Regions from separate parts of the Homo sapiens genome. Here region 1 is linked to region 2. The links are chromatin loops, found by intact Hi-C in ENCODE. Cell type or tissue: Caco-2. All regions are shown on one strand. Region 1 holds the start of DNAH12 (dynein axonemal heavy chain 12). Region 2 overlaps DNAH12 (dynein axonemal heavy chain 12).

Region 1 (2,500 bases), 150 kb after region 2:
ATATCAATACCAAAAGTAAAATTCTAGACACTTTTGGATCTTCCTCCCAAGTATGGTATTAGTCTAAAGAATGACAGTTGAGGTAAGTTGGCAGGGATTCCTGTTAGAACTCTAAAACTCACTTATGAAGCAATGAGCCAGTCAGTTCCCCTTCAGGGCTTGTTTCCTAATGGATGAAACTAAGGAATTGAATTAGATGCTCTGTAAATATCCCTACAGCTGTAGCATTCTGGGTGCAAAATTTTCCCGAGATGCAAACCACTACCACCACCACCACAACAAATCCAGTTGTTGAGGGATGATCCCCTTCCCAGTAAAAGCTGATATTTAACATCATTAATGGTTTTTTTTTTTTTTTTTTTTTTTTTGAGACAGATTCTTGCTCTGTCGCCCAGGCTGGAGTGCAATGGCGCGATCTTGGCTCACTGCAACCTCCGCCTCCCAGGTTCAAGTGGTTCTCCTGCTTCAGCCTCCCGAGTAGCTAGGACTACAGGTGCGCAACCACGCCCAGCTACTTTTTTGTGTTTTTAGTAGAGACAGGGTTTCACCATGTTGGCCAGGCTGGTCTCGAACTCCTGACCTCAGATGATTTCCCGCCTCGGTCCCCCAAAGTCCTGAGATTACAGGCGTGAGCCACCGCCCCCAGCCAATCATTAATATTTTTAAACATCAGTATGATATCTTAGTCTTGCTGCCTTCCAAGAAAGTGATGCTATGATCAAGCAAAAAATAGGCATACTTGATGCATGGCAAATATAAAATGTCATGTAAATGCTCAAAAATTTTACTGTGGGCCAGGCGCGGTGGCTCACGCCTGTAATCCCAGCACTTTGGGAGGCCGAGGTGGGCGGATCACCTCAGGTCGGGAGTTCGAGCCCAGCCTGGCCAACATGGTGAAACCCCATCTCTACTAAAAATACAAAAATTAGCCGGGCGTGGTGGCAGGCGCCTGTAATCCCAGCTACTCAGGAGGCTGAGGCACAAGAATCGCTTGAACCTGGGAGGCAGAGGTTGCAGTGAGCTGAGATCCCGCTACCGCACTTCAGCCTGGGCGATAAAGCGAGACTCCGTCTCAAAAAAAAATTGTACTGTGATAACAACTATATTTGCCATGAATGCCTACAGGATTTGGAGATTCCTGCCTTGAAAGAGTGTTTAAGTTGGCACCCAAATCGCGATACCTGCCCTGGGAGAGAAAGGAAGAGAACAGCAGAGAACAAGTACCTGATTGTTTCTCACTACTTCCCCGCTGCGCAGACGCCAGAGAGAGAGAGAGACAGTCAGAGCCTCTCCTCAGGTGAAAGGCAGGGGGATAACGAGGGAGAAACCTCCGGAACGCCACCGGCTCTCAAACGAGTAGCTGGAGAAGGGCGGTCGCTGACCGGTTGGAAACAACGTCGTCGCCATGGAAACTGTGGCGGCCCCAGCTGGAGGGGCTGGGTGAAGGTTGCCTGGAGAGGCAGTTGCCAAGCTGCAAGGGGTTAGGATTACCTGTCACAACAATAATTCGTTACTCAAGTAAATGGGGTGTGAGGTTTTGTTTGTTTGTTTTAACCTAACTGCCTTTCCTGGGAAGGGGACCAGGAAATTAGAATCTTCAAACTGTGGAAAACTGCAAGACTGGAAATTTAGATCTGTTGGAAAACAGATTTATGGAAACACTCTCAGCAAGAGAATCAAGTCTTCAAATGTCCCCTAGTGACACCCTGTAAATATTGTAACTAATCAGCAATATAATTTATCTTGCTTCTAGATTTGCTATTTGTTGACACAGCACTTCCAGGAATTCTTTGGCAAAATCAAACAGGTTAAGGTGTGTGAATTTAGTGGTATGCTGGGAGAAAGATGTGAAATTTTGCTGTTTGAAGCTGCACAATGCATACTACATCTAAATGATAATAGCCTACGAGAATACTATGTGCCAAAATTAAATTAGGGAAGTGAATACTGCCGGTGTGTTAACAGCATATTCATTCAACAAATATTTGAGCACCTTCTATGTGCCAGTTGCTACGTAATTTTTTTTTTTTTTTTTAATGAGAGTACAGCCTACACTATTGTGTCTGGCACAGAGTAGGTGCTCTAAAATGTCATTTAAGCGAGTGAATGAACAAGTAAAACTTCCTGGTAGTTTGTAAAAGCAAATTATCTTTCTGTAGAAAATAAAATACTTGTATAAATAATGTGACTTTTTTTTTTTTTTTTGAGACAGAGTTTTGATCTTGTTGCCCAGGCTGGAGTGCTCACCACAACCTCCACCTCCCAGGTTCAAGTGATTGTCTTGCCTCAGCCTTCCAAGTAGTTGGGATTACAGGCATGCATCACCAAACCCGACTAATTTTTTTTCTTTTCTTTTTTTTTTTTTTAGTAGAGACGGGGTTTCTCCATGTTGGTCAGGCTGGTCTTGAACTCCTGACCTCAGGTCATCCGCCCACCTCGGCCTCCCAAAATGCTGGGATTACAGGCGTGAACCACTGCACCATGCCACCTTTTCTCTTTT
Region 2 (2,500 bases):
CTGCCTCAGCCTCCCAAGTATCTGAGATTACAGGTGCTTTCCACTACAAGTGATTCTTCTGCCTCAGCCTCCCAAGTATCTGAGATTACAGGTGCATTCCACTACAAGTGATTCTCCTGCCTCAGCCTCCCAAGTATCTGAGATTACAGGTGCATTCCACTACAAGTGATTCTCCTGCCTCAGGCTCCTGAGTAGCTGCGATTACAGGTCTGTTCTACCACACTTGGCTAATTTTTGTATTTTTAGGAGAGACAGAGTTTCATCATGTTGGCCAGGCTGGTCTCAGACCTCTGACCTCAGGTGATCCGAGACCAACCTGGCCAGCATGGTGAAATCCCGTCTCTACTAAAAATACAGGAAAAAAAGAATTAGCCAGGTATGGTGACGGGCACCTATAATTCCAGCTACTAGGGAGGTTGAGGCAGTAGAATCACTTGAACTCGGCAGGTGGAGGTTGCAGTGAGTGGAGATCGTGCCACTGCACTCCAGCCTGGGTGACATAGTGAGAGTCCATCTCAAAAAAATAGATATTAATTATATGTCAGGAATATTATGAAAATCCTTACATACATTATATAATTTAACCACAATAATCTTTGAAATAGGTGGTATTACCCAAATTTTACAAATGAAAAATCTAGAAAGTGACCATCAGCAAGATAATGGGCTAGGAAGCTCTAGACCCTTGTTCTCCCCTGAAGACATGTATTAGCAATATACAGAACACAATTACCTTTGTAAGGACTTTAGAAACTAGTTAAGTGGCTGCAGCACCCAGAAAAGAGCATGAACAAGAGAAGGGACTGTTCCCAAAAGGGTAAGACAGTACCTCAAATTTTTCTCACTCTAGCTCCTCCCCCAGCTGGGCACAGTTTGGGGAGATCTAGAGAATACCATCCAAATCATGGCTCCTTCCTCAGGACAGAAGAAATATAGTTGAACTTGAGCCCAGAATACTGGCTTGTGTGGGGGCTGTTTCACCTGCCTTCAGGTGCTAACAGGAACAATGGCCAATTTTGGACACCAGGTTGGAGGCCACTGAAACATAGGTGAGTTCCCTGGTGGGTTAGAGCAGCAGAAGCTGCAGTTCTACTGGCAGGCACCAGGGAGAGCAAGAGATCAAGGGCAGAGGAATACAACGGAATCAGCAACTGAAAGCTCCTGAGAAGAAACAGGAAATTAAGACAGTCAAAAGCACTCATACATGCAACAATAAAAGCACACATACAACCTCAAAGAAGACACGTCCCCAGAAAATGTCTGAAAGGTCCCAGAACCTCTAGCTAGGTTGATTGGTGAAGATCTTCCCTGCATGAGGCCAGTCATAATGATTGGGAGGGGTGGCTGTATTTCAAATGGTCAGCTCTCAAAAAGATCACAAGGGATGCAAAGAATTAAGGAAACGTGGCCCAGTCAAAGAAACAAAATAAAGCTCCAGAAACCAACCATAAGGAAATGCAGATCTATGAACTGACTAGCAAAAAATTTAAAATAACTACCTTAAAGATACTCAATGAGCTGAAAGGAACCCAGAGCTAAATCAGGAAAACAATGCATGAACAAAATGAGAATTAACAAAGATATAGAAACTATAAAATATAAATTCTGGACCCAAAACATAAAACTGAACTAAAAAATTATCTACAGGGGTTCAACATTAGACTTGATTGGGCAGAATCAAGAGTCAACCAACTTGAAAACAAGTCGTTGGAAATCACCGGGTTAATGGAGCAAAAACAAAACAAAAACAATAAACGAAGGTGGAGCAAGCCTAAGGGATTTATGGTACACCATCAAGTGGACCAATATATGCATTATGGAAATCCCAGAATATGAGAGAGAGAAAGAGAGGACAGAGAGCTTTTTCAAGAAATAATGACTGAAAATTTCTCAAATCTCAGGAAAGAAGTGGATATAAAAATTCCATTTTATGGAAGATCAATGAATTCCAACTAGGATGAAGTCATAGAAATCCACATTAAGAAACAATATAATCAAACTGTCAAAAGTCAGATACAAAGAGAAAATCCTGAAAGCAGCCAGAGAAAAGCAACTTGTCATCTACAAGGGAATTACCTTAAGATTAGCAGTGAATTTCTCAGCACAAATTTTACAGACCAGAAGGAAGTAAGGTGACATATTCTAATTGCAGAAAGATAAAAACCTGTCAACCAAGGACAATGTATCTGGTACAGCTGCCTTACAAAAATGAAGGTGAAATTAAAACCTTTCCAGATGAACAAACACCGAGGGAGTCCTTAGTACTATATCTGCCTGACAAGATATGCTAAAGGGAATCCTTCAAGTTGAAACAAAAGAACCTAGAATGTAACATGAAGCCATACAAAAGTATAAAGTTCTCCAGTCAAAGTAAACATGTGGAGAAATAGAGAATCCTGTATTATTGTAATTTTGGTGCATAAATCTACTTTTAATTCTAAAAAACAAAAACATGCCTTATAAATGTATGTTAATTAGTACATAATATATAAAGATACAA

Evidence for each region. Peaks named below come from ENCODE experiments on the same cell type or tissue, not always from the same donor. Only the 100,000 strongest peaks of a DNase experiment are listed, where the experiment ranks them.
Region 1: a loop joins it to region 2, with 4 times the contacts of the local background. A loop is called at or near these places in 13 of 110 quality-filtered maps.

Annotation. Positions count from the first base shown.
Region 1 is chr3:57,542,973-57,545,472 of GRCh38, forward strand. DNAH12 (dynein axonemal heavy chain 12) reads right to left here and starts at 1,372. Exons shown (of 74, transcript NM_001366028.2): 1 at 1,225-1,372. RefSeq lists an enhancer at 960-1,510. In Caco-2, no CTCF peak of the experiment used is centred here; a DNase peak (open chromatin) is centred at 1,379.
Region 2 is chr3:57,396,508-57,399,007 of GRCh38, forward strand. The region is part of intron 43 of DNAH12 (dynein axonemal heavy chain 12); the gene reads right to left. Among named protein-coding and RNA genes, the nearest start is that of ASB14, 110 kb to the left of the region's middle. In Caco-2, a CTCF peak has its summit at 1,119; a DNase peak (open chromatin) is centred at 1,084.